Linked DNA regions of Homo sapiens: region 1 is linked to region 2. A link is a loop called in an ENCODE intact Hi-C map of the cell type or tissue named here. Cell type or tissue: MCF 10A. All regions are shown on one strand. Each heading gives the region's core, and the rest is flanking DNA. Links, peaks and the distances in the headings are about the cores only. Region 1 holds the start of LOC107986091 (a long non-coding RNA gene). Region 2 holds the start of LOC105377104 (a long non-coding RNA gene).

What was found. Hi-C counts contacts between places; a loop is a spot of excess contacts. Peaks named below come from ENCODE experiments on the same cell type or tissue, not always from the same donor. Only the 100,000 strongest peaks of a DNase experiment are listed, where the experiment ranks them.
Region 1: a loop joins it to region 2, with 20 times the contacts of the local background. A loop is called at or near these places in 4 of 110 quality-filtered maps.

Annotation. Positions count from the first base shown.
Region 1 is chr3:58,210,895-58,225,810 of GRCh38, forward strand. It overlaps LOC107986091 (a long non-coding RNA gene), which reads right to left and starts at 4,121. Exons shown (of 3, transcript XR_007095932.1): 1 at 4,030-4,121; 2 at 3,408-3,668; 3 at 2,115-3,302. DNASE1L3 (deoxyribonuclease 1L3) reads right to left here and starts at 78. Exons shown (of 8, transcript NM_004944.4): 1 at 1-78. The coding sequence starts at 12. RefSeq lists enhancers at 3,655-3,704, 3,895-3,954, 4,395-4,584, 6,209-6,712, 6,551-6,730 and 1 more. In MCF 10A, for the core only: a CTCF peak has its summit at 6,481 (motif pointing left); DNase peaks (open chromatin) are centred at 3,907, 6,467 and 6,787.
Region 2 is chr3:57,955,486-57,970,401 of GRCh38, forward strand. LOC105377104 (a long non-coding RNA gene) reads left to right here and starts at 3,793. Exons shown (of 4, transcript XR_940874.3): 1 at 3,793-4,448; 2 at 8,815-8,930. RefSeq lists enhancers at 3,134-3,715, 4,292-4,849, 5,552-6,506, 6,507-7,459, 14,357-14,651. In MCF 10A, for the core only: a CTCF peak has its summit at 6,667; DNase peaks (open chromatin) are centred at 4,556 and 6,716.

The DNA.
Region 1 (14,916 bases), core at 3,101-11,100, 260 kb after region 2:
CTCCCGTGACATCCTGGCGCTGCTCTGGCTTCAAGACTCTGTGAGAAGACAGCAGTGCTTGGAGTGCTGGATTCTGGCCACTTCCGCAGGCTCCACTGACTTATAAAGCCTGCAGATAACAGGAATTACTGGATTTCTCCTTGCAACTTTCAGTTCTCTGAGGAACTGAAGATCATGGGTTTTAATCCCCAAGGAAATACAGATACATTGGGCTAGCCTTTAAGGAGCCCTTATGTTCGTCACCCTGGTGCAGAAATTGGCATGCCTCATTTAGGCGCCATCCTCCACAAAGTCACTCATATCCCAACCGGGAGCCAGCTCTGACATCTAGTCATCGGTCTTGCGGTTGCATGCCATGTGCCTTTTCCTGACAGTGGATGAACTCGGAAGTGGTCCACCCTAGAGGGCACCTGGGGTGACGGAACCTTCTGCTGGGGGACAATGAGGCAGGAGGCATGGGAAATTCTGCTCGGTTTTCTCTAAATCACTGGGATTTGGCGGCCTGCTGTCCTCAGACACACCCAGACTGTGACTCTAATTGCCCTGGTGGTGTAAAGTAAGGTCAAGAGTAGTTTGAATTACTTAATTTTTTTAGGCAGCTTTACCGTACAAATACTAGGAGTGTGTTGCCAGAGAAAGCAATTGGGGATCTGATGGAATGGATGAGGAAAATGTCCCTGGACTCTGCGAGCAAATAGCCCGTGAAACCCATGGAGAGACCCGTGATTGAAGCTGATATTAATTTAATATTGGCGAGAGTTGTGTGACCCTGGGAGAGAAAGGTCTTGTAAGAACTGTAGGATATCAACTCAAGCAAAATGACTTTTAGAGATATGGGCAGGAAACTATGAAGATCTGTAAAGCAAAAAAAAATTAAAAAAAAAAGCAAAATCCAATCAAGGTATATTAATGGACTTTGGCAAAGACAATTCTGTGAAAAGGGTAGGGAATAAGAATAACTCCAAGCCAGCATCGGGATCTGTGGACCAACCCCTCTTGTGGTGATGGGTCTGTGGCCACAGCCACAGGGAAAATTATACATATATCCCCAACATACATCCAGGCAGCATACTGGCCAAGCATGCCAGGAATTCTATAAGATAACCCCAAATAGTACATGGAAGGAAATGGTTTCCTGAGTTCGTGCTGCAATGAATCTCCCTGTTGTCTGCAACCTAAGACCTCAGGCCTGGTTGAATCTCTGGTAAAGGTGGCTCTGGGCCGGGCGCAGTGGCTCACTCCTGTAGCCCCAGCACTTTGGGAGGCTGAGGTGGGTGGATCACTTGAGGTCAGGAGTTCAAGGCCAGCCTGGCCAACATGGTGAAACCCTGTCTCTACTAAAAATACAAAAATTAGCCAGGCGTGGTGGTGGGCGCCTATAATCCCAGCTACTTGGGAGGCTGAGGCAGGAGAATGGCTTGAACTTGGGAGGCAGAGGCTGCAGTGAGCCAAGATTGCACCACTGCACTCCAGCCTGGGCAACAGAGTGAGATTCCATCTCAATAAAATACAAAAACAAAAAAAAAGGAGCTCTAGGGAATGGTTAATTGTCTTTCTTGGTGAATGGGCATCTTCCAACCAGAAAAAAGATTTAGAATTAAAGTGTAGAAATGTTTAAGAGACTCAGAGCCATGGTATACTCTTTTTGTGTGTTTTAAGATGGAATATGCGGTATTTCATGGACTTAATGAGAGCTGCTGGGCCAACTATATAGAAAATCTTGTAACTCTCTTATAAAATGTGCACTTGGTAGGGTTTGATTCAGGTTCATGACTTTACGTTGAAACCTTTGTCTGAATACAGTTCTGGAACATTTATAAACACTTTAGGTTATCATCAATGTTTTGTTTGTTTACTTTATTAGAATTCAAATGATTTAGTATTTTTTAAAAGTAGCTTTTTTGTTAGTTCAGACAATTGAAGAACTTTTAAAAGAAAATAGGGCATATTAAATAAAGTATAAAATGTTTATAAATTGGCCACAAACCCCTTATAAGTAATTATTTAGGTTTGTTGGGTTTAGGATTGGCAGATTTAACAAATAAAAATATAGAACAGTAGGTAGATTTGAATTTGGGGTAGTTCGTATTCAATTGGGCAACTTTTATTTTATCTGGAAATTCTAGCTGGATTTATAAAAAGAATGAGAACTTTTGTAAGCTGAACTTAAAAGCATGGCATTTTCTTTTTTTTTTTCTTTTAACAAAGTTTTTATTTTTAATTTTTGCAGGTACATAGTAGGCATATATATTTATGGAGGCATGGCATTTTCTAAGATAGTAATCATTCCATCAAAGTCCTAGAAAAGTTCTTAGTTCCTAGCATTAAAAACGAGCTAATGTGTAGAATAAAGAAAGTCAAGTAATCTGCTTTTTTTTAATTTCCAGCTTTGACAATTTGACTATGAACTTGAAAAAATAAAGTAAACCTCTAAATAGTGGTTTCTGCATAGAAACTGCCCTTGAGGACTTAAAAAAGAGTCACATGAACAGATTAAGAGATGGACCCCATTCTCGAATTAGCACATCCATTGAATGAAATTGGACCTTTTAAAAAATGCCTGGATTCTGGAAGGAAAATTCTAACGGCCAAATTTAACTGAATCCAACTAGGTTCAGGTGCTGCATTAGGGCTTTCTGTGTTTCATCTCATCCCATACCTGCCAAGCCCTTCCTACGGCTACTTTATTTTAGAGATGAGCAAAGTGAGGCTTGTGCCCAAGGAAACAGAGCTAGCATGTGGCAAAGCTGAGATTCAATCTCAGAGTGCTGACTCCAGATTAATCTTCTCACCCACTGAACCAGGCATACCAAAACCTTAATATGGAACACTCCAGGGTGCAGGGAGGGATGCAGGGAGGAGATGAAAGGAGGACTTCCACTTTTTACTCTATATACTTGTATATTGTTTGATTTTTTTTTTTTTTTGCAAAAACATGTACTTCTTTAGTAATTACAGAAAAAGAAAAAAGTGCTAAAATCTTTTCATTCTTTTAAGCAGGTTAAACAATGCCCATGCAAACACGTTTTCTGTCTTTGTGTGCAACTTGGTCAAAGGAAGCTTTCCCCTACCTCCAAGAGTCATTGACCCCACCTCCAGAAGGTTCACTCCAACCCCTCCATGTAATACTGGAGGACCCAGGGAAGGCAGAAACCCTGTCTCATCCTTCAGTTGGCTTCTCTTGCTGGGAATTGGGAATTTTGAGGCACTTGCCTAACGCCTGCTGACAGCCCCGGGGTCTCCATCTTCGGGATGAAGTTTCCTGCTCCATATACTTGCAAACACCAGTCTCTAAGATGCACCTGGAAGAAAAGATAAATATGCATCATTCTTTCTTGGAGATTTAGAATGCACATTAGCATATTAAATGTTCTGAAAAGTCCTGTAATTATAAAAAGCCGCTTAACTGTGTTGAAACAGGGTGTCCAAAATTTATTGTCTGTGGAGTCCTTTTCTTCATAGAATTCCTTGGACTATCTTGAGCAACATCCACTCTTGGGAATACTGTCCTTGATTGTGCAGTGACAATCAGATCCCCTCAAAGTCTCAAGCTCTTGTCCTGGTCAGTAAGTCCCTGCTGAAGAGCTCCATGCATGTCACATGAGTGGGCTGAAACGAGGATCAGGAGTTCAGTCACATGGCCCCCATACAGCCATCCACTATGGGCCCTGATGGGACAAGAGTCAGTGGAGAGTGATATGTTGCGCAAAGGCTACCTTGGAATTTGAGAAAAGCAAGATATGGAGATTTCAGGAGGAGCAAAAGTGTCATAGGCTGAGTCACCCAAAAGCAGCAAGAAGAAACAAGAAGTCTGTGGGAAAGTCTCCACTCCTGGCAGAAGACAAGCCTCGTGACCCAAACAGGTGTTTCCAGTGACTGATGCTGGTCTTTGTCCAAAAATGAATGAGCATTAACAATAATTTTGTAACATATGCAAAATGCTCCATCGTCATGTTTCACAACCAGCTTAGAGTTTGCGGGGAGGAAGGTGCATTAGTTAAAGTTGTGTAACTATGACAAACCTCTCACCTTTGCAGGGTTGTTTCCAGATGATGACACACTCTGGGTTTCAGCCTCACACACTATCTTCCACACAGGGCTGTGCCTGGACCTCAAGAGTCACTTTCTGAAGGGCAGGCCTGCTCTGATTAAAATCTTTCCAGGGCTTTTATTGGTCAAAGAGCAAACTTCTTAATGTAGCCTCTACCTGCTCACATTTCCCAGGTCATAACACTCTACTCCCCTCTTCCTCCCCTACTGGTCTGCCCTTGCACTGCCTGGCTTTCGGTTCCCCCCTCAGGGCCTTGGCACAGCTGTTCTCTCCGCCTACAGGGCTCTTCCTTCCTCCAGCCTCAGGGCTCAGCTTAAATGTCACACCCTCAGAGAAGCCCTCCTGGCCTCCTGACCCCATCAGGGTCTTCCCTCGTCTTCTCTCTCATGGTGCCCAGGTTTTTCACATCATGGCATGCATTGTAACATCTTATTATCTCTGAGCTTGTGTGTTTCCTTGTCTAAAGTTGTCTCTCCACCAGGCTGCCACATAGGGGCAGGGGGCACCTCCGTGTGTCTGTGCTGCCTGGAACAGGATTGTCATGTAGCAGCAGATGCTCATAAATCATTGCTGAATGCGACGTATGATACTCTAATGGACTCCAGAGACCAAGTTCTTTTTTTTTTTTTTTTTTTTTTTTTGAGACAGGGTCTCGTTCTGTCACCCAGGCTGGAGTGCAGTGGCACAATTTCAGCTCACTGCAGCCTCAATCCCCCAGGCTCAAGTAATCTAATCTTCCTACCTCAGCTTCCCAAGTAGGTGGGACCACAGGTGCATGTCACCATGCCTGGCTAATTTTTGTGTTTTTTTTGTAGAGACAGGATTCCACCATGTTGCTCCGGCTGGTCTTGAATTCCAGGGCCCAGGCGATCCTCCTACCTTGGCCTCCCAAAGTGTTGGGATTACAGGTGTGAGCCACCACGTTTGACCTAGAGACGGGGTTCTTGATCACAGTGTGGGTGTGGTACCAAGGGAACTCAGCTTCCCTGGAAGCCACGGGAACCCCCAGCCATAGAGACAAAATGTAATAATAACAAAAACCACAACAGTATCTACCTTTCATGGAGCACTAAGTGCTAAGTGCTCATGTAACTTTCTGACTCGGGAGCATAGCATAGAGCAGGCTTCTCAGCCTTGGCACGATTGACATTTGGGGCCAGATAGTACTTTGTTGTGGGGACCATCCTGTGCATTATTGGACACTTAGCAGCATCCCCTGCCTCTACCCACTAGATGCCAATCACATCCCCCAGTTGTGACAACCAAAAATTTCGACAGATGTTGCCAAATATCTCCGGGGGCTTGGGGGTCATCTCACGTCGGGAATGCTGATGACGTTAAAGCATATACACTTTTACTTACTGGCTGTTCAGCCCTGGACAAATAACCAAACTTCTCTGTGCCCTTTTCCTCACCTTTAACATGGGGTAATAGTATCTCTTACATGGTAGGGCTGTGAAAATTTAGAGAGGTTATAACTAAAGGGCAGACTCAGCACGGTGCCTGGCCCTCAGGGGTACTCAGTTGGGGTGATACTCTGTTTTCAGAATAAACTGCAAAGGAGCAATTGCTATCCTCATTTTACAGATGAAGAAATTGAGACTCGGAGATAAAGAAGTTGGTCTCCAGTTGCTGGCTGTGAAGTGACATCAAAAGCAGGCATTTGACTGGGTGCAGTGGCTCACATCTGTAACCCGAGCACCCTGGGAGGCCGAGGCAGGAGCCCACGAGTTCGAGACCAGCCTGAGCAACATAGCGAGAACTTGTCTCTACTAAAGATAAAAAAGTTAGCCAGGCATGGTGGTGTATACCTCTGGCCCCAGCTACCCTGGAGGCTGAGGTGGGAGGTTGGGAGGATCACTTAAGCCCAGGATTTAGAGGCTGCAGTGAGTTATGATTGCACCACTGCATTCCAGTCTTCTAGGCTGGGTGACAGAGTAAAACTCTGCCTCAAAAAAAAAAAAAAAAAAAGCAGGTATTTACGTCCTCAGGATTAATTCCTTTTGTCAGTCCTTTCTTTATAGGTACAAAAGGGCCTAATTGCAAACTCTGAGCTGGTGGCGATACGACTAATGGATTAGATCTGTCAAGACAGGACTAGGGCAAGGCGAATGAGACACTAGCCTTAGGCACAAAATTTAAGGAGTTACCAAATAACTCAGTAATCAAGCTAAATAACATTCAATGCAATATTTTGAAAAATCAAAAATTAATGAAGAAAAATCCATGATGAACAAAGTAACAAAGTAAAGACACGATCTGCCCCTGAACTTGTACTTGACCCTGTCTCATTAACCTCACCCTAATCTTGCCCTTGGAATTTGCAGATTTGTGAAACCACACCCAGTGGGCACAGCTGGCGGCCAAAGCCTGTCGGTGCCTATTCAAAGGATGACATGGGCGAAAACATCGCCCTCTTCTGTCTGGCAATGAGCACTGCTCCTCTTCTGGGGAGCCAGGTTAATCTTTGCCCCTGAAGGCAGCATCTCAGTGCTAGAAGTCTTTTCCCAGACCACAGTGCTTTTCTCCTTGATCCCTTCATGAGACATGTGGGTAAAAAGGTTGCAGGCAGTTCAAACGATGCCATTGGAGACCCCGCCTCATCCCTTGCCACTGGCCGCTGCACTGCCCTGGATCCATAGCCTTTTTCAGTACCACCCATGCCAACGCGCCAGGACTTGTCACCACGTGGGTGGCAGATCTGAAGCAGCCTGTAACTATCAAGTTGGCCTTTCCAGGCTGACCACAAGGGTGCATGGTGAGGACACAGGACCGAGAGGCAAAGGGCTTCTCACAGCGCCTGACGTGGGAACCAGCAGGGAGCTGGCTGCTGGCCGAACTACCGTTTCTTATTCTTCCTTTAATGGTTTTTGTCACTTCCTAGCTTCCTCTTATTTATATATACTTTACTTTTTATTTTGAAATAATTTCAAATGTGCATAAAAGTTGCAGAAATAGCACAAAGAACTCTTAAATACCCTCAACCCACATTTACCAAGGAACGTTTTGCCACATTTGTTTTGTCACTACTTTTCAATATTTACATATTAATTTTTTTATAAGATGGAGTCTCTCTCTGTTGCCCAGGCTGGAGTGCAGTGACGTGATCTCGGCTCACTGCAATCTCCACCTCCTGGGTTCAAGCGATTCTCCTGCCTCAGCCTCCCAAGTAGCTGGGATTACAGGTGCACGCCACCATGTCTGGCTAATTTTTGTATTTTTAGAAGAGATGGGGTTTCACCATGCTGGCCAGGTTGACTCTGAGACACAGGAAGCCGATCATAATTTAACAGCTTTTTTTTTTTTTTTTTTGAGATGGAGTCTCACTCTGTCGCCCGGGCTGGAGTGCAGTGGTGTGATCTCAGCTGACTGCAACCTCCGCCTCCCAGGTTCAAGCAGTTCTCCTATCTCAGCCTCCTGAGTAGCTGGAATTACAGGCACACACCATCACGCCCAGATAATTTTTGTATTTTTAGTAGAGACAGGGTTTCGTTATGTTGGTCAGACTGGCCTTGAATTCCTGACCTCAGGTGATCCCCCTGTCTTGGCCTCCCAAAGTGCTGGGATTACAGGCATAAGCTACCGTGCCTGGCCTTAACAGCTCTTAATAACAGTAGCTAACATTTATTGAGAGCTTGCTATTTGACACTCCTTTCTGCATTTGATTTGGGGGTATTTTCCCTTTGGAACATACTGTGTAGTGTGCTTATGTTGGATTAAAATTGTAGCGATACAGGCATGCCTTATTTTATTGTGCTTTGCTTTGTTGCACTTTGCAAATATCGCATTTTTTACAAATAGAAGGTTTGTGGCAACCCTGCATCGAGCTAGTCTACTGGCATCATTTTCCAACAGCATGGGCTTACTTCACGTCCCTTTGTCATATTTTGGTAATTCTTGCAATATTTCAAACTTTTTCATTATCATTATGTCTTCTGTGGTGATTAGTGATCTTTGTTGTTACTATTGTAGTCATTTAGGAGGCACTGCGGAACCATGCCATATAAATAGATAAATGTGTGTTGTGATCACCAACCAGTCACTCCCCCATCTCTCTTCCTCTCCTCAGGCCTTCCTCTTCCTTGAAACATAACAATATTGAAATTAGGCCAATTAATAACCCTACAATGGCCTCTAAGTGTTTGAGTGAAAGAAAGAGTTGCACATCTCTCAGTTTAAATCAAAAGCTAGAAATGACTAAGCTTAGTAAGAAAGGCATTTAGAAAGCCAAGACAGGCCAAAATCTAGGCCTCTTGGGCCAAACAGCCAAGTTGTGAATGCAAAGGAAAAGTTCTTGAAGGAAATTGAAAGTGCTACTCCAATGAACACATGAATGATGAGAAAGAAGAACAGCCTATTGCTGATGTGGAGAAAGTTTGAATGGTCTGGATGGAAGATCAAACCAGCCACAACATTCCTTTAAGCCAAAGCCTATTCCAGAGCAAGATCCTCCCCAACTGTCTTCAATTCTGCAAAGGCTGAGGGAGGTGAGGAAGCTGCAGAAGGAAAGTTGGAATCAGCAGAGTTCGGTTCATGAGGTTTCAGGAAAGAAACCATCTCCATAACATAAAAGTGCAAAGTGAAGTAGCAAATGCTGATAGAGAAGCTGCAGCAAGATATGCAGAAGATCTAGCTAGGGTAGGTAACTGATAAAGGTGGCTGCTACATCAAACGACAGATATTCAGCGTAGACAAAACAGCTTTCTATTAGAAGAAGATGACATCTAGGACTTTTTTAGTTAGAGAGGAGAAGTCAATGCCTGGCTTCAAAGCTTCAAAGGACAGGCTGGCTCTCTTGTTAGGGGCGAGTGGAGCTGGTGACCTTAAGTTGAAGCCAGTGCTCACTGACCTTTCTGAAAATCCTAGGGTTCTTTTTTATTTTATTATTATTTTTGAGACAGAGTTTCACTCTGTCACCCAGGCTGGAGCGCAGTGGTGCGATCTTGGCTCACTGCAATCTCTGCCTTCCAGGTTCAAGTGATTCTCGTGCCTCAGCCTCCCAAGTAGCTGGGACTACAGGTGCACGCCATCACCCCTGGCTAATTTTTGTATTTTTAGTAGAGACGGGGTTTTACCATGTTGGCCAGGCCAGGATGGTCTCGAACCCCTGACCTCAAGTGATCCATCTGCCTTGGCCTCCCAAAGTGCTGAGATTACAGGCATGAGCCACTGCACCCTGCCCAATCCTAGGGTTTTTGAGAATTATGCTAAATCTACGCTGTCTGTGCTCTACAAATGGAACAAAGCCTGGATGACAGTACATCTCTTTACAGTGCAGTTTACTGAATATTTCAAGCCCACTCTTGAGACCTGCTGCTCAGAAAAAAGGATTCCTTTCAAAATATTACTGCTCACTGGTAATGCACCTGGTCACCCAAGAGCTCTGATGGAGAGGTTCAAGGAGATGAATGTTGTTTTCATGCCTGCTAATACAACATTCACTCTGTAGCCCACAGATCAAGAAATTATTTTGACTTTGAAGTCTTATTAAGAAGTACATTTTGTAAGGCTAAAGCTGCCTTAGACAGTGATTCCTCTGATGGATCTGAGCCATCAATTGAAACTCTTCTAGAGAGGATTCAGCATTTCTAGATGCCATTAAGAACATTTGTGATTCATGGGAGGAAGTAAAATATTTACATTAGTAGGAGTTTGGAAGGAGTTAATTCCAGCCTTCATGGATTACTTTGAGGGATTGAAGACTTCAGTGGGAAAAGTCACTACAGATGTGATGTAAATAGTAAAAGAACTAGAAGTGGAGTCTGAAGATGTGACTGAATTGCTGCAACCTCCTGATAAAACTTGAACAGATAAGGAGTTGCTTCTTGCAGATGAGCAAAGACAGTGGTTTCTTTAGATGAAATCTACTCCTGGTAAAGATGCTGTAACATTTTTGAAATGACAACAAAGGATTTAGAATATCACATAAACTTAGTTGATAATGCAGGGTTGGAGAGGATTGACTCCAATTTCAAAAGAAGTTCTACTGTGGGCAAGATGCCATCAAACAGCATCACGTGCTGTAGAGAAATCTTTTGTGAAAGAGTCAATCGATGTGGCAAATTTCGTTGTTGTCTTCTTTGAAGAAACTGCCACTGCCACTCCAACTACCACTCTGATCCATCAGCAACCATCAATGTCGAGGCAAGCCCCCTCCATCAGCAAAAAGATTATGACTCGTTGAAGCCTGAGACGATCATTAGCATTTTTTAGCAATAAAGTATTTTTAATCAAGATAGGTACATTGTATTTTAGACATAATGCTCTTGCACACTTAATAAACTACAGTATAGTGTAGACATAACTTTTTTTCTTTAATATAGTCTTGCTCTGTTGCCCAGGCTGGAGTGCAGTGGCATGCTCATAGCTCACTGCAGCCTTCACTCCCTGGGCTCAAGCGAGCCTCCCGCCTCAGCCTCTCTAGTAGCAGGGAGTACAAGCATGCATCACCATGCCTGACTAATTTTTGTATTTTTTGTAGAGGCAGTGTTTTGCCATGTTGCCTAGGCTGGTCTCAAACTCCTGGGCTCAAGCGATCCTCCCTCCTTGGCCTCCCAAAGGTGTGAGCCACTGTGTCTAGCCAACATAACTTTTATATGCACTCAGAAACCAAAAACCTTGTGATACTCACTTTATTGCAGTGGTATGGAGCTGAGGCTGCAATATCTCCAAGGTGTGTCTGTAACAGTGGCTGTGGGTTCTGACCTGTGGTAGACCCATATTACACATCTTTACATGGACTCGGTCCTTTAAACCTCACAACTACCTGACTACTATTATTCTCTTCATTTTACTGATGAGGAAACTGAGCTTCAGAGAGGGCAAGTCACCTCTCCAGGTCTCACATCACATCTGGTAAGAGGCGTGGCCAGGACTGTTTGACACCAGAGTGTGACCACCTGGTCAGTCTCCTATAGCATTTCTTCTCTGGCACATAACAGTGACAAGGCCCTGCCACTATTCCAGCTCAGAACACTGAGAACAATCCATGTCCCTGACCCCAGATTCCCAGCAAATGGAAATGCTTTCTCTCCATATTCTGAAAGCTTCTGTGTGTCCCATACATACATAAGGAGCCTGAGGGCTTGGGGGACACCCTGGCTGTGAGCAGAGGGCCCCAGAAAATCATCTGTTGTTCTTTGGGAGAAGGCTTCCCTCCTGAATCATCATGCATTAGGCATGATCTATAAATTTATCTATAAATCTATCTAAAACCACACCAGTTCTAAAGACAAGGTTTGCAGTGCAGGTAGGAGCACGTGTAAATCCTTAACTACACAGTGACTCATGAATGATTTTCCAGGCAGGAATTGTTGGGAGCCAAAAAGGCCAAAGGGATTGTGACCAGCTCAGCATTCCACTGGACGCTATATGATCAAACAGCAAACTGTTTATCATGAATGCAGGATGTGAGCAAACTCACACTGCACCTGCCACTGAAAGGTTTGCTGAGGGCCAACACTCCCTGGGGGCCGGGCTCCTTGAAGTTATCTACTGAAAAATCTAGCACCTATCATACAAAGGATGCAGTCTTGCAAGCCTGCTGTGAACCAAATGGCCGACTGACAATTACCCAACAACCACCACCCCCTTTTCTCGTTATCTCTTTTACCAATAAATACGGAAGGCTGTGTAAAGCTCAGGGCCCTTGTCTACTAGAGGCAAGGTGTCCCTGACCCCTTCTTCCAAATATACTCTTATGTCTTTGTCTTTTATTTCCGCATTCCCCCTCTTTGTTCAGTCCACCAGGTCCGTGCAGGCTACAAGGAATCCCATTCCCAGGAAGGGATCTCCCCCTCCAGGGGCAGAGCCTACTCCAATTTCATTCCAGAACCAGATTTAGATGCAGGCCAAGGTCATTCCTATCATAAGACCTTAAAAAATCAGCCCTGGGCCAGGCGTGGTGGCTCACTCCTGTAATCCCAGCACTTTGGGAAGCCAAGGCAGGTGGATCACTTGAGATCAGGAGTTCGAGACCAGCCTGGCCAACATAGTGAAACCCTGTCTCTACTAAAAATACAAAAATCAGCCAGCCATGGTGGCACGTGCCTGTAGTCCCAGCTACTTAGGAGGCTGAGGCAGGAGTATCACTTGAACCTGGGAGGCAGAGGTTGCAGTGAGCTAAGATCTCACCACTGCACTCCAGCCTGGGCAACAAGAGCGAGACTCCATCTCAAAAAAAAAAAATTCAGCCCAGGAGATTTTTTGAAACAGCTCTTGGCCTGGGACTTGAGATCATTCTGAGCTGTGGATGTTTTTGTTTTCATAGAGACGGTATCTCCCTATGTTACCCAGGCTGGTCTCAAATTTCTGGGCTCAAGTGATCCTTCTGCCTTGGCCTCCCAAAGTGCTCAGATTACAGGCGTGAGCCATGGCACCTAACCTGCGCTGTGGGTTTTTGGATTTGTTGTTCACTCATTTAACAATTTACCCTTCTAAGTGTAGAGGGGGATACAAAGATGAACAAGACAGCTCCTGCCCTTGAGGGCCCAGAGTTGAATAATTAGTTGGACTTACCTTTGGTTTCACTGAGTTTTCTGTGCCTCTGAGCTATCATTCTATATCCAGTGGCCACAAAACTTGTCATGATTTTGAATTACCAATGTAAATCTTGGACTCAAACCATCTTGAGCTCCATTGGCCGCCAGTTTATCTGGACTATTATGATGTCTCTGGCTGAAGTGTTGGGGAGGGCAACTGACCATACTGGTTCCCTCAAACCTTAGTGGGGTTCCCAGGATGCTGAGCTTCCAATGCTAAATCAGAACAAGTCCTGAGCAAACCAGGATGAATTGGTCATCCCAGTGTTGGGAACAGGGGCAGCAGGAGGGGAACAGGTGGGTGGGGAGGAATTATAATAGCTAACACTTATTTTGCTTAATAATGTAATAATACTTAGAACAAATGTATGAGGTAAGTACTATCATAGCCCTATTTTATAGAGGTAAAACCGGGACCCGGAGAGAGGGAACAGCTTGTCACAAGTGTTCATTCTGTAAATGGCAGAGGCAGGCCTGACAGCCAATCCTGCGTTCCCATCCATTGCTCTGCACTGCCTTAGAGGCCCATGTGTAAAAATGCAGTGCAGATCAAGTCTTGAAACTGTGTTTGAAATTAATTCTCAGAGATTGGAAGTAGAAGTCTGTGGAAGCTTTGTTTCCATGGAGACCCAATCATACCCAACCACACTGTGTTCAAATGTAGTCACAACAGTGGGGAGCAGCCATCACTGAAGTGAGGTGCATTTCTCTTTTTTTTTTTTTTTTTCTAGATGGAGTCTCACGCTCTTGCCCAGGCTGGAGTGCAGTGGCATGATCTTGGCTCACTGGAACTTCCACCTCCTGGGGCTCAAGCCACCCTCCCACCTCAGCCTCCGGAGTAGATGGGATTATAGGCTCACGCCACCATGCCTGGCTAATTTTTTTGTATTTTTAGTAGAGACGGGGTTTTGCCATGCTGGCCAGGCTAGTCTCAAACTCCTGACCTCAAGTGATTTGCCCACCTCAGCCTCCCAAAGTGTTTGGATTACAGGCATAAGACACCATGCCCAGCCAAAGTGAGGCACATTTTTTAAGGAAGAGACTTGCAGTAGAAATTTCCTAAGCTTCCCCAACATGCGTTCTATCATTCGTGACTTCAGTGGAGCCTCCATGGCCGACTGCAAAATCTAAGTCTTGGGCAAAGTCCCAGGAGATGCTCATCAGGTCCCATGTGATATACTGAATTTTGGAGATGATTTCCTACCTACCAGTTGCTAGCTATGTGACTTGGGCAAGTTACCTAACCTCTAAGCTGTTTCCTCGTGGTTAAATGGTGTAGGTAATAACACATTCAACGGCTGTGGTGAAGATGAAGACAAACGGGATGATGCAAAAAAAAGCCAGGTCCAGAGCAGGGAATGAAGAAACGTATGCTAGCTGCTCACTGGCATCGGCCCAGCCTATGTCTTTAAATGAGAACAATCCCTTTGAGAACTAACAGGAAGGCGGGGTCTGTTCTCCACCGCCACCTTCTCCTTCTAGCTTTGCCTGCCCCATCTCTCCCTACTCTGTTCCAACCTGCATCCCACTTCTGACTTTTGGGTCTGTTCCCAACCATTTTTGTGCCCCTGGAAAGAGATAAGAAAACTTGGTTCCTCCTATTCCTGCCCCCACTGGGTACCCCATACTCCCAGTCCACAGAATCCCAACCTAGACACTAGGTCACTGCCTGACGGGTAACCAGACTTTTATCCATCCATACACATGGATAACCCAGCTCCCCACTTGACCTCAGCAGCTCAGAGAAGAGAAGAGATGGGAACAGATGAGGATGCATTGTCCTTCTGATAGACTAGGTGAGTGAGAAAGCATCATGATTAAATGGCACAATGTGGCATGAATCTTTGAAAGTTTCATTCAGATGTTCAAGTTCAAGGGGCTAAATGGTGGGGTACATAAAGGCCCCAGGAGAAACCAGGGAAAGTCAACAGGGAGAGGTCTTGGTGCAATGACATGGGTGATACAGATGCTGAAATGAAGCCTGTGAGACATTCAGCAAGAAGCCTTGGAGAAATGTGTGTTTTCTTAGCAAGAAAAACTCGACCCTACGTTCCCACACACGTGCAAACACCCGCTGGCAGCTGTCACCCATCGATTCCCTACCTGCATTTAGGGTCTTCATAATCTCTTTCACAACTGACCTTCAATTATTCAAAGGTAGTTTTCAGGCCCTCTGAGGACTGGGTGAGCTCAAAAAATGCTTGGTGTATAAACAGCAATGATGCTGAGAGCTAGCACGATGCACGATGCCTCTGTGCCAGGTGTAGTGCTAACTTTTAAAGGCATTGTTCAGCTCGATCTTCTCTGAAGTCCTGTGAGGTTGGT
Region 2 (14,916 bases), core at 2,875-10,874:
GTGCCACTGTACTCCAGCCTGGGAGACAGTGAGACTCCGTCTCAAAAAAACAAAAAAACAAACCAAACCAAACAAAACAGGCTGGGCACAGTGGCTCATGCCTGTAATCCCAACACTTTGGGAGGCCAAAGCCAGCAGATCACTTGAGGTCAGGAGTTTGAGACCAGCCTGGGCAACATGGTGAAACCTCATCTCTACTAAAAATACAAAAAGTAGCCAGGCATGGTGGTGCATGCCTGTAATCCCAGCTACTTGGGAGGCTGAGGCAGGAGAATCGCTTGAACCCGGGAGGCGGAGGTTTCAGTGAGCCAAGATTGCACCACTGCACTCCAGCCTGGGTGACAAGAGTGAAACCCGTCTCCAAAAAAAAAAAGAAAAAAAAAATGGAGCCAGCACAGTGGCTGATGCCTGTAATCCCAGCACTCTGGGAGGCCGAGGCTAGAGGATCACTTGAGGCCAGGAGTTCAAGACCAGCCTGGCCAACATGATGAAACCCCATCTCTACTAAAAAACAAACAAACAAACAAACAACAACAAAAAAATGTTTCAGTTGACGACATATCTCACCTGCCACGGTGATCCCACAAAATTATAATACTATATTTTTATTTTACCCTTTCTATGTTTAGATGTTTAAATATACAATTACTTACCATTGTGTTACAGTTGCCTACAGTATCCAGTACAGTAACATGCTATACAGATCTGTAGCCTAGGAGAAATAGACTACACCATTTAGCCTAGGGGTGTAGTAGGCTAGACCATCTAGGTTTGTGTAAGTGCCCTCTATGATGTTCACACAATGGTGAAATCACCTAATGACACATTTCTCAGAATTTATCCTTGTTGTTAAGCAATGCATGACTGTACATATAAAATGAATTCTCTTAAAACCACAATCAGTGAGAGATTACTGTCTTTTAGGTACTTTATAGGACATCCTCAGTGATTCTGAACTTGAAAAAGAAGAGGTAGGGGAGCTGAATTGGAAGCCATGGCCTTTATGTGACCTAGGGTAGATTCATATCCTCTTTGGGCCTTGGTTTCCCCATCTGTGATACCCCGATGCTTTTGGAGGAGATGAGGGATGCCAGGGTGATGGAGCCTCTGCTGTGGTTTCTGTGCCCGGCTCCAAAGGTGCATTGGACCTTCAGGTCATACCAGGCACCACTGTGAGCTTTGTCTTTGCCACAGGAGCACCTCTGCCTTCCTGTCTTTGTACAGAGAATTTCCTTCCTCCAGCCACATGGAGCAGCCAGGAACAGCTGGAAAATCCGGATTGGCCTAGCTTCATTTTCTCCAATCCTGGCCCTTTCTTTGACCTAGACCAGGGAAGCAGCCAAGACACTGCCCTGGAGAAAACTCCCATCTTGGATGGAATGGATGGAGCACCTGCTGGGCATTTACACACTTTGCATAAATGTATGCAGCCCTGATGGGCAGCCTTAGCCCATTTTACAGAGGAGGAAACAGAGGCTCACACACAGAGAGACATTTGTTCAAGGTAACGTAGCTGGTAAGCACTGAGCTTCCTGCTCTTTCCACTAGACCTCCCTGCCTGCAAAGAGGCCAGTCACCTTGCTCAGGTGAGAGCTGGGCAAATTGGCTTATTTGGGAATCACCTGACCTTCTTTTCTTCTGCCTCTCCCAATCGGGTCAGAACACCAGGATAACTAAAATGCCACTCCTCCAGGAAGACTTCCTGCAAACTTCCACCCACTCACCCAGCAAGTGCTGAGACTCACCTTCTTCTGGGTCCCAGCAGCAGAGACCCAGAGGCTTGAGACCCAGGGACTGTGAGTAGCTCCATTTAGGAGCATGGAAGGAATGAGGCCTTGGGAGTCAGAAGACCACTTGCTGGCCTAGCGTGGTGGTTCATTCCTCTAGTCCCAGCATTTTGGAGGCTGAGACAGTAGGATCACTTGAGCCCAGGAGTTTGAGATTAGTCTGGGCAACATAGTGAGACCCCCATCTCTACAAAAAAATTTTTAAAAATTAGCCGACACTTTGGGAGACTGAGGTGGGTGGATCACTGGAGGTCAGGAGCTCGAGACCAACCAGCCTGGCCAACATGGTGAAACCCTGTCTCTACTAAAAATACAAAAATTAGCGAGGTGTGGTGGCATGTGCCTGTAATCCCTGCTACTTGGGAGGCTGAGGCAAGAAAATCACCTGAACCCAGGAGGTGGAGGCTGTAGTGAGCCAAAAAAAAAAAAAAAAAAAAATATATATATATGTATTAGCCAGGTGTAGTGGTGTCCACCTGTGGTTCCAGCTACTCAGGAGGCAGAGGTGGGAGGATCCCTTGAGCCTGGGAGGTTGAGGCTGCAGTGAGCTGTGATTTTGCCACTGTACTTCAGTCTGAGCAAGAGAGCAAGACCCCATCTCAAAAAAAAAAATTAGAAAAGAAGAAAATCTGGTGCTATAATCTGAACGTTTGTGTCCCCACAAAATTCCTACCCTAAGCCCCAAGGAGATGGTATTAGAAGGTAGGGCCTTTGGGAAGTGATTAGGTCATAAGGGTGGAGCCCTCATGGATGGGATTAGTGCCCTTATCATGTTCAGAGAGCTAGCAGCCTCTTCCACCTGTGAGGACATGGCAAGCTGGTACTGCCTATGAGGAAGGGCCCTCACCAGACATAGAATCTGCTGGGACCTTAGTCTTGGATTTCTAGCCTCCAGAACTGTAAGAAATAAATTTCTATTGTTTGTAAGCCTCCCAGTTTATGTTCTATTGTTATATAGCAGCCCCAATAGAGTAAGACACCTGGCCAGGTGGTGGGGATAAAGTCTCGCTCTGTTGCCCAGGCTGGAGCGCAGTGGCACAATCTTGGCTCACTACAACCCCCACCTCCAGGTTCAAACGATTCTGCTGCCTCAGCCTCCCTAGTAGCTGGGATTACAGGCACTTGCCACCATGTCTGGCTAATTTTTGTATTTTTAGTAGAGACAGGGTTTCACCATGTTGGCCAGGCTGGTCTCGAACTCCTGAACTCAAATGATCTACCTGCCTCAGCCTCCCAAAGTGCTAGGATTACAGGCGTGAGCCACCGCACCCAGCCTCACAGTAGGGTTCTGAACAAGGGTGGGACAAGCAGATGTGGCTTAAAAGAAGGTGGCTCGGCTGGGCGTGGGCGCCACTGCACTCCAACCTGGGTGATAGAGCGAGACTCCGTCTCAAAAAAGAAAAGGAAAAAAAAAAAAAGAGTGGCTGTAGCTATGGGGTGGAGGATGGTCAGCTCCCAGTGGTGTTGAGTGGGAGGACAGGGGACCAGCCAGGAGGCTGCAACTGGACCTCCTTCTGTGGGGCCTCCAGGGGAGGGCGTGGCACCAACCCTCCTTTCACCTTTTCTCTGTCCCTCCTTCCTCATTCTTTTTCTGTCCCCTGCCCCACTTCCTGGGGCCCAGAAGAGCCTGCCTATCTGATAAGCTCTGGGGAGTGCCCACTTCATGGCCTGCTGCTCCTGGCAGTCTTTAACTGGTTTCTTCTGGAGATGGTGCAGGGGCTGCATGGTGGGCACACGGGACAGCATGCCTGTGGGGGCGCCATGAGAAGGGGAGGGCCTGAACCCCCAGGGTGGGCTAAGGTGCAGGTAGAAGGCCAGGGGAGAGTCCTGCAAGAGCTACTCCTGGCCGACTCAGACCCTCTTGCCCTTCTTATCGGGCCTGAGGAGCGATAAGGGGCCAGTTCCTGGACTGTGGGTTCTAGGCCTTTGTTTGGGACCGCCAGGAAGTGACTTGGTTTTGCTGTGGCTTAAGCAGTGTGGTTGATTCACCAGGGTGGGGGGCTGGGTGTGCCTGGGGGAGCCCCCAAACACCAGGCCCTGCACCACCCATCACCGACAGGCCAGCCGCTGGGAGGCCACCGTGGGAGTGTGTCCAGCCTCCACATCCGCCTCCTGACAGCTGGCCACAGAGGGAGGATTCCTCACCCCAGGGCGTCTCCTCTTTCTTTACTTTTCAAGCAGAAAACACTTCCAGAATATATTATTCCCCAAATGTGCGAGACACTAGAATGAGTGCTTTGCCTACACCATCTCCTTTCATCTTCACCCCAGTAACAACGGCCCTCAGGGCTCATCGTGGGTGTTATTCACTGTCCACATTTTGCAGAAGAGGAAACTGAGACTCAGAGAGAGGAAGTAAATTGCTCAGGTTCACTCAGCTAGGAAGCAACAGATCAGGATTCGAGCCCAGTCCAAAATCATAATTCACTCCCTTGAAAAGCCAAAAGAGAGAGAGAACAGGGCCAGACGGGGTGGCGTCAGGAGGGTTGTGGGTCCCCTGGCTGCTGTGCAGAGCTTACATCGGGCGCTCAAAGGAGCCCGAGCCAACCACTGCCCAAGAGATTCTACCAAGATGAAAATGGTTCCTCCCCAGCCACAGTTCCATCACCTGCGTGATGGGACGAGAGACTGGATCAGGTGTTCTCCACAGCCGGTTATGAAGTGAGTAACCTGAGTTCATAAATGAGCAGTTGGGCGGGCTCCTCTTCCAGGCTCTTAAATGGGGAGCAGGGCGTGGTGCTCCGGGATAAGAGAAAAGAACAGGAAATTCCCAGCCCAGTGGGAGAGACCCTATTAGTCAAGACAGCAAAGCAATTCCAAAAAAGGGAAGTTTCTGGCTCGTGTCGCTGAGCCACGTATCAGCAGGACTCTGCCCTTTCAGCACTGATCAGTCAGCTTGGATGTTGCTTCTTCCACGGCTACCAAGGTGTCCACTAGACTCCCCAAGTTCACATCTCACCAGCTCTGGCCCTAGTGGAAAGAGTCTCTGGCTGAGAAGTCTCAGAGAAAATCCTGATTGGTTTGTTTTGAGTCACCTGCCATCCCTGAACCAGTCACCATGGTCTGGAGAGGGAGTTTGCTATCGGCCAAGCCAGCATAGCCTGCCTACCCTCTCAGTGGATCTTGCTGTGGGGCGAGCCAGCAGCCCCACATGGATTAGGTGGAGATGGAAGAGGAAGAGGTGGAGGCAGGCAAAAGCCATGAGACCCCAGCCACCCGGGGGCTAGCTCCTCACCCAGCCAGTCTTTCCACACCCAGGCTTTGCTAGGCCATTCTTGTCAGGCCAAGGATGCTAGAGGGTCATCACCAAGAAGGAGCCACTCAGTGTCTTAGTTTAGGTCAGGGGTTTTGAACCTCAGCACTATTGATATTTGGGGCTGATAATTATTTGCTGAGGGGGGCTGTCCTCTGCATTGTAGGGTGTTTAGCGGCATCCCCGGCCTCTACCCACTAAAAGCCAGTAGCAACTCCTCCCTCTTCCACTGTGACCGTCAAAAATGTCTCCAGACCTTGCCATATGTCCCCGGGGGACAAAATCACCCCTGGTTGAGAACTATTGATTTAGGGCCGGGCACGGTGGCTCATGCCTGTAATTCCAGCACTTTGGGAGGCTGAGGCGGGCAGATCACCTCAGGTCAGGAGTTTGAGACCAGCCTGGCCAACATGGTGAAACCCCATCTCTTCTAAAAAAAAAACATACAAAAGTTAGCCAGGTGTGGTGGGCGCCTGTAATCCCAGCTACTTGGGAGGCTGAGGCAGGAGAATCTCTTTAACCCGGGAGGTGGAGGTTGCAGTGAGCAGAGATCCCTGCCTCAGCCTCATGAGTAGCTGGAATTACAGGCGCCTGCCACCACTCCTGGCTAATTTTTTTTATATTTTTAGTAGAGACGGGGTTTCACCATGTTGGGCCAGGCTGGTCTCGAACTCCTGACCTCAAGTGATCCACCCGCCTTGGCCTCCCAACGTGCTGGGATTACAGGTGTGAGCCACCACGCCCAGCCCGACCAAGGCAGGTTTTTGAGCAGGAGTGAAAGTTTATTAGAAAGCTTTAGAGCAGGAACAAAAGAAAGTAAAGTACACTTGGAAGAGGGCCAAGTGGGCGACTTGCGAGATCAAGTGCACACTTTGACCTTTGACTTGGGGTCTTATACAATGGCATTCCGCATGCGCAGTGGCTTGCCAGCGCTTGGGCGGGGCCCCATGCACAGTGTGTTTACTGGGGTCGTACTCATGCTCACTGAGGTGTTTTTCCCTTACCAGCCAAGGGTTCCTAGAGGAAGGTCATACCAGTCAAACTCCGATGTTTTGCCTCTTAGTGCGCATGCTTGACCCCACTCGCCTAACTCCTGAGATCTTATCTGGAAGCTGCTGCTCACCAGGTTCAGGTGTTTCTGTTGGGAGACTGCCTTTCTCTGGCGCCGGCTGCAACCAATTATTTTAGAGATACAGCGCCTGACCATCGCGGGATGGTCACCTGACATTCCCGGTGGGGGCCTCTCCTGCTGTGCTCATGTCTGCCTGGCTACCTGCTGTAACACTGTCTGCTGAAATGTGGGCAGTGGACACTGGGAGGGCAGGGGAAGATGGGAGCACATTCAATAACCCCCAGCGGTTTCCTGCTCCTTCTTCTTGTTTTTTTCCTTTCCAGCCAATGTACCCATGCAAGGATTTGCCTCTGAGGAGGGCCTGTGGGCCTGCCATGCCCTCAGACCCCTTCCAGTGGTTTCTTCCAAGGTCTCCATGTTTGCCATTGTCTTTCCCACCACCCCAGCCCTGGACCTGGGTTAGAATCCTGACCCTGCTATGTCTAAGCTGTGTGACTTCAGGCAGATTTCTTAACCTCTCAGGGCTTGGATTTCTGTATAAAATGGGGCCGATGATACCTGACACATGCTTTAGGGGGTGCTGTGGTTTAAATATTCATGTTCCCTCCAAAATTCATGTTGCAACTTAATCCTCAGTTCAACAGTAGAGAGATAGGCCTTTGGGAGCTGATTAGGCTTTGAGTCCTCCTGGAGGGATTCGTGCCAAATAAAAGGGTGGGAAGGAACCAGCTAGGCCCTGTGCTCTTCTGCCCTCCACAGGTGAGGGGATAGCAACGAGGCATCAGAGAGCAGCCCTCACCAGACACAGTACGTGCTCAATAAACACTGACAGACTGAGAAAATCACCACCCCAGGTGTAGAAAATGGAAATGATAGCTCCAGTACTTCTGTTCACTCATTGAGTAGGAGGCTGGGAGGCAGGTAGGCTGGTGGTTGGCACTCCTGCCGTGGCAGGAACAACGGTTGCTGGTCAGGTCTCCGCTCTACTTTTCACTGGCTGGGTGACCTTGGGGAAGTTCCTTGACCTTTCTGTGCCTTAATCTTCCCATTGGTAAAATGGGAATAGTAGTAACATCCGGGTGTAATTTTCTAACTTAGATTAGTGAACGTAAAGCTCTTTGTCTGGAAGAGCTCAGTGCTTGTTAGCTCTTCTCATTCTTGGTAGTTGGGTGCTCATTACATGCCATGTTTCATCGACTCTAAGATGTCATTGATCACAAGAACACAGCACTATTTTATGTGCCACCAAGAAAGAAAAAGACTGATAGAAAGCTCTTGTCACTTAGGATGATGTTTTTCTTCTCTCTGAGAAAGTTATTTTATCATATAACATACCATCTACGTGACATAAGAAGAAAACTATGGTGAAATAAGTGAACCAAGATATTTTTTAGGGCCGGGCGCGGAGGCTCACGCCTGTAATCCCAGCACTTTGGGAGGCTGAGGCAGCAGATCACTTGAGGGCAGGAGTTCGAGACCAGCCTGGCCAACATGGTGAAACCCTGCCTCTACTAAAAATACAAAAATTATCTGGGTGTGGTGGCAGGCACCTGTAATCCCAGCTACTCGGGAGGCTGAGGCAGGAGAATCACTTGAACCCGGGAGGCAGAGGTTGCAGTGAGCCACAATCACACCACTGCACTCCAGCTTGGGCTACAAAGTGAGACTCCGTCTCAAAAAAAAAAATGTTGAAAGAAAAGACCATATCTTTTCCTTTATCGTTCTTTCTTTCTTTCTTTCTTTTTTTGAGACAGGGTCTCGTTCTGTCACCTAGGCTGGAGTACAGTGGTGCAATTATAGCTCACTGCAGTCTCAAACTCCTGGGCTTAATCCATCCTCCTGCCTCAGCCTCCTTCCTGAGTAGCCGAGACTACAGGTGCACACCACCATGGCTGGCTAATTTTTTAAAAATTTTGTAGAGACAGAATCTTGCTATGTTGCCCAGCCTGGTCTTGAATTCCCGGTCTCAAGCGATCCTCCTGCCTCAGCCTCCCAAAGTGCTGGGGTTACAGGCATGAGCCACCGTGCTCTGCCTCTTTCCTTTGTTTGTTAACACTTCCATTTATTGAGCATACACTCTGTACCAAGAACTGTCCCCAAAGAGAACTAGGAGCCATAAAGACGGAAGGCTGGGGTGGGAGTGAGGTGGGGATATGGAAGTTCAGAATGTGGGTCCCTGTTTCCTGAACCCCACACCAAGGTCTCTTCCAATCATTGATCTCTTGAGTGCTAGGGCAAAAAAACAAAGTTGCTCCATGTGCCAGAGGGTTAACAGTAGGGGGTGACTTTCCAGGCCACAGAACCAGGTAGGACCTGGGCAAGTCCCACGGCCTCAGCCTGCGGTTATCTGTGTTATTCACAGAGGCAGGACTGTCTAGTGCACGCTTATGTCTTCCTGTCCCCTCGCCTGCCTGGGCTCAGCTCCCAGCACCAGGGAGGCGGTAGAATCCGTGGAATATGTAAGAATTTTGGCTCAGACATGTCAGGGCTCAAGTCCCAACACTGCCTATTTCCAGCTACCTAACCTTGGGCAAGTGACACAGCCTCCTTGTGTGCTTTCGTTTCCCCATCTGTGAAATGGGGGTGATAATATAATGACACTGACTTGGTTGTCATGAGTATTGAACCAGACAACCCATATAAAGGGCCCAGCCCATGGCAATGTATACTACACATTGGCCCTTTTTATATTTCTATTTTAGGTGATCCCAGGCCTGGGTCTCCTGATGAGTCCATCTGACTTCCACTCTCCAGCACCCCCAGGGTTTACTGCTTCCATCCTGCTGACAGCCATATGCTCTTCTCTGGCTGATTCAAGGTGATTTTTGGGGTCTGTCCAGGGCCCCGCATAAGGTCCTGGGGTGGGCTTTCTGCTCTCTCTCGTTAGGAGACAGAGTGTGAGGGTTTCCAGACTCCCCACAAAACCCAGGACAGACAGGAGTGAAATTCCGGTGATGGGGATGGGTTATAGAAGGATGCTGTCCCTCACTCCTATCAGATACTGGTCCTCATTAAAAACTTGATTAGAGGCCAGGCGCAGTGGCTCACGCCTGTAATCCCAGGACTTTGGGTGGCCGAGGCAGATGGATCACCTAAGTTTGGGAGTTCGAGACCAGCCTGGCCAACATGGTGAAACCCTGTATCTACTAAAAATACAAAAATTAGCCGGGCGTGGTAGCGCATGCCTGTAGTCCTAGCTACTAGGGAGGCTGAGGCAGGAGAATTGCTTGAACCCAGGAAGGGAGGTTGCAGTAAGCCGAGATTGTACCACTGTACTCTAGCCTGGGTGACAAAGCAAGACCCCGTCTCAACAAAAAAAGACTTGATTAGAGTGAGGGCTGTGCTTTTCACCTCTGGAGGGGAAATATGGTCCATGGAAAAGGACAGTGTATGAATAATGTGACCTAGCCACAGGTGGCAAAGGGCAAATGCCAGGTGCAGCAGAATCACCACCCACTCATGAGGCTGTGGGTCTACAGGTAAGTGGGTGGCTCTGGGTCAGAAAGACATGGGTTCAATCCCTGGCTCCTCCACTTATTAGTCAAGACTTACTTTCTTTCTTCATCTGTAAAACAGAATTCTAATGGCAATAGTCTGGCAGAACCCAAGGTATTCATCAACATCCATGGTCTCCTCTTCTTGGGCACCAGCCAGAATGTATTTCCCAGACCACTGCTACATGGAGTGACCATTTGCTGTCAATGGAAAGTGGGTTTGGGCTTGTAATCGCAGTGCTTTGGGAGGCCAAAGTGGGGTGGATCGCTTGAGCTCAGGGGTTCAAGACCATCCTGGACAACATGGCGAAACCGCATCTTTACAAAAATTAGCTGGTCCTGTGGTCCCAGCTACTTGGGAGGATGAGGCAGGAGGATCACTTGAGCCCTGGAGGCAAAGGTGGCAGTGAGCTGAGAGTCCACCACAGCATTCCAGCCTGGGTGACAGAGCAAGACTCTATCTCTCTCTCTTTTTAAAATAATTTTGGCTGGGCGCGGTGGCTCACACCTGTAATCCCAGCACTTTGGAGGTTCGAGGCGGGTGGACCACGAGGTCAGGAGATCGAGATCATCCTGGCTAACATGGTGAAACCCTGTCTCTATTAAAAAATACAAAAAATTAGCTGGGCGTGGTGGTGGGTGCCTGTAGTCCCAGCTACTCGGGAGGCTGAGGCAGGAGAATGGCATGAACCCGGGAGGCGGAGCTTGCAGTGAGCCGAGATCCCGCCACTGCACTCCAGCCTGGGCGACAGAGCAGGACCCTGTCTCAAAAAATAATAATAATAATAATTTAATAGTATTTTGTTTTTGTGTTTTGAGACGGAGTCTTGCTCTGTCGCCCAGGCTGGAGTGCAGTGGTGCAGTCTCAGCTCACTGCCACCTCTGCCTCCCGGGTTCAAGCAATTCTGCTTCCTCAGCCTCCCAAGTAGCTGGGATTACAGGTGTGTGCCACCACGCCCAGCTAAATTTTCCATTTTTAGTAGAAATGGGGTTTTACCATGTTGGCCAGGCTGGTCTTAAACTCTTGACCTCAGGTGATCTGCCCACCTCTGCCTCCCAAAGTGCTGTGATTACAGGCGTGAGCCACCACGCCTAGCATAATAGTGTTTTTTAATGAATTGATTTTGCCTTAAGGAGATTGTGAATCAGGAAACTCAGCAATAAGACTCCTGTCTGTATGTTAGAATTACCTGGGGAGCAAAAATACTGATGCCTGGGCTCCACTTCCAGAGATTCCAATTTAATTGTTCTGGGGTAGAGATGAGCATCAGGAGCTTTTAAACAAATTTTCTAGGCTGGGCACTGTGGCTCACGCCTGTAATTCCAGCACTTTGGGAGGCTGAGGCAGGTGGATCACTTGAGTTCAGGAGTTCAAGACCAGCTTGGCCAACATGGTGAAATCCCATCTCTACTAAAAATACAAAAATTAGCCAGGTGTGGTGACAGGCACCTGTAGTCCCAGCTACTTGGGAGGTTGAGGCATGAGAATCACTTGAACCTGGGAGGCGGAGGTTGCAGTGAGCCAAGATCCTGCCACTGCACTCCAGCCTGAGCAACAGAGTGAGACCCTGTCTCAAAAAAAAAGAAAAAGAAAGAAAGAAAGAAAAAAACATTTCTAGTGGGCCAGGTGCAGTGACTCACGCCCATAATCCCAGCACTTTGGGAGACTGAGGTGTATGAATAGCTTGAGCCTGGCAGTTTGAGACCAGCCTGGGCAACATGGTGAAACCCTGTCCTACAAAAAATACAAAACTTAGTTGGGCATGGTGCACATGCTTATAGTCCCAGCTACTAGGGAGTTAAGGCAGGAGGATTGCTTGAGCCTGGGAGGTCGAGGCTGTAGTGAGCCGTGATTGTGCAACTGCACTCCAGCCTCAGTGACAGAATGAGACCTTGTGCCAGGGCTGAGAATCAGTGAAGTAATTAATCTCAGGGCCTTTGCCTGTGTTCCCTCTATCTGGAAGACTCTATGACCAGGTCCTCCTAGAGCCAGCTCCTTCTCATTGTTTAGGTCTCGCATTAACTTCCGAGGGCTGCCAAAACAAATTATCACATATTTGGTGGTTTAATGCAACAGAAATCTGCTCTTACAGTTCTGAAGGCCAGAAGTCCAAAATCAAGATGTTGACAGGGTTAATTCCTTCTGCAGACCCTGAGGGAGAATCTGTTCCTTGCCTGTCTCCTGGCTTCTGGAGGCTGCTGGCAACCCTTGGCATTGCTTGGCTTGGGGCTCCATAACTCTGATCTCTGCCTCTATTTTCACATGGTCTTCTCCTTTTCTGTCTGTTGTAAGGATATTTACCATTGGATTTAGGGCCCATGCTAATCTAGAATGATCTCAATTTGAGGTCCTTTACCTTAATCACATCTACAAAGACTCTTATTCCAAAAAAGGTCACATTCTGAGGTTCCTGGTGGACAGATCTTTTGGGAACCATAATTCAAACCACTACATCTCTCAAGTGTCACCTCCTCATGTTAGCAGTGGCAAATCTGTATAGGTCTGCAGCATCGCCAATTCTTGCCTCTTCGGAAGAAAGAATTTGACTGAGGGGCAAAAGGCAAGAAGGAGAGACCGAGGCAAGTTTTAGAGCAGGAGTGAAAGTTTATTAAAAAGTTTCAGAGCAGGAACGACAGGAAGTAAAGTACACCTGGAAGAGGGCCAAGCAGGCGTCTTGAGAGATCAAGTGCACGATTTGACCTTTGATGTGGGGTTTTATATGTTGGCGTGCTTCTGGAGTCTTGCATCTCTTCTTCCCTGATTCTTCCCTTTGTTAGAATGTTGGGTGTGTTGGGCCTCGGGGACAGGCCTCAGGAAACAGAATCTCTCTGATCTTCTCCCGCTCCCTGCTCCCTTTTCACCTGCCCCAAAGAAAGACTCCAATCTTCCCCCACCTTTCTCACTTGGGTCATAGACCCTTATTCCAGAGAGGGTCCTGCCCCATACTCTGGGGGAAGGAATGCTGAGCTTCCATAAAAGCCCAAGAGAAGGCTGGTGTGGTGGCTCACGCCTGTAATCCCAGCACTTTGGGAGGCTGAGGCAAGCAGATCACAAGGTCAGGAGATCAAGACCATCCTGGCCAACATGGTGAAACCCCGTCTCTGCTAAAATACAAAAAAATTAGCTGGGTGTGGTGGCGCGTGCTTGTAGTCCCAGCTTATCAGGAGGCTGAGGCAGGGGAATCGCTTGAACCCGGGAGGCAGAGGTTGCAGTGAGCCCAGATCATGCCACTCTGCACTCCAGCCTGGCAACAGAGCAAGACTCCGTCTCAAAAAAAAAAAAAAAAGAAAAAGGCCCAAGAGGACTGGGTTTGGAGAGCTTCTGGACAGCTGAACATTGGGAGGGTCCTGGAGGGTGCCCCAGGCAGGGCATGGAGCTCCATGCCCCTTCCCCAGTAGCTGGCCCTACGTGCTCTTCATCTGGATCCTTTGTAATATCCTTTATAATAAACCAGTAAAAGTGTTTCCCTGAGTTCTGTGAGCTCCAGCAAATTAATTGAACCCAAATAAGGGGTTGTGGGAACCCCAACTTGAAGCTGCTCAGTCAGAGGTTCCAGAGGCCTGGACTTGTGACTCGTGTCCGAAACGGGGCCAGTCTTGGGGACCGAGCCCTCAACCTTTGGAATCTGATGCTATCTCCAGGTAGATGGTGTCAGAATTGAGGACACACAGCTTGTGTCCGCTGCTGAACTGCTTGCTTGCTTACTGGTGGGAAGAAATATTCTCATATTTTGGGATTACAGAAGTCTTCTGTGTTGATTGTTGTGTTGGTGTGAGAGCAGAGTAAAAACACAATTTAAGCATTTTCCCTAAACATTACATATGGAGATATCCACATTTAAAGAGCTGAATAATGTCTAGGATTTGCTTTAAAATATTTCACACACACACACACACACGATAAAGAAGAGAGAAAAAAGAAGGATAAATGAAGTAAATACAGCAAATCTTGTTGATGGTTGAATTGGGTTGATGGGTATATGTGAATTAATTGAATCATTTTTTCTATTATTGTGTGTATTTAAATCTTTTAATAATAATTTATTTTCTTTTTTGATTTTTTATTGTGATAAAATATCCGTAATATAAAGTTTATCATTTTAACCCTTTTTGAATGTACAATTCAGTGGCATTCGTATTATTGTGCAACCATCACCACTGCCCATCTCCGGACTTTCTTTGGTCTTTATAAATCAAAACAGCAACTCAGGGCCGGGCTTGGTGGCTCATGCCTATAATCCCAGCACTTTGGGAGGCCAAGGTGGGCGGATCACCTGAGGTCAGGAGTTTGAGACCAGCCTGGCCAACATGGTGAATCCCCTTCTCTACTAAAAATACAAAAATTAGCCAGGCATGGTGGCAGGCGCTTGTAATCCCAGGTACTCAGGAGGCTGAGCCAGGAGAATCGCTTGAATCTGGGAGGTGGAGGTGGCAGTGAGTTGAGTTCATGCCACTGCACTCCATCCTGGGTGACAGAGTAAGACTCCGTCTCAAAAAAAAAAAAAACAAACAAACACAACCAATCTAACAAAGTTGTCTGTAGAACCCAATATCTACTCGGGTGATTTGGAGCAGGGGTGGGAATGAGTAGAATAGTCATGCAAAATCTAAAACATCCCTAAAGTTGGAGAGGGATTGGCCCCCTAAAATTGATGGGATGCCCCCACCATCATGGCTAAAGCCACCCCTATGTCTCTCAGGTCTCAGACTGTTGATGAGGCCAGGCCCGGAGAGGAGTAGCCCATGAAGTCATCTTGTTCAGCCCCCTGACTCGGGGCAGGACTGCACCCCATCCAGGTCAGAGGCTGACTCACTCCCAGCTATTCACTGGAAAGTTAGGCAGCTCCCTCCTCATCCTGCCTTCCAGGAAAGCCAGGCTTTCTGGAAGCCCAGAGGCTAGAGCTTGCCTCTTCCTGCCCAGGGTGGGATGAGGGGGTTGGGTTAGAGGATGGGGCGAGGGGCTGGTTCACTCTGACCTCATCACATTCTTGGACGGGGGAGCGGAAGCCTGGTGAGCCATCCCCAGGTCCAGCCTCCTGAAGCCTGCTGCTGTGATTTGTGGGCTGGCTTCCAGGCAGGGTAAGAATGGAATTGGCCCCAGGAACACACTGTAGGAAGGGACCTGTCTGCCTCCATTTGGGAAGGAAAATGGTGAAAACCTAGGCTCAAGTCCCTGCACTGCTGTTTCCTACTGTGTCACACTGAGCAAGTTATTTAAGCTGAGCACAGTCCTTTCCTGTGAAATGGGGATAACAATGGCACCTAACTCATAGGGCTGTTTTGAGGATTAAATGAGGTACTTTTATCCTT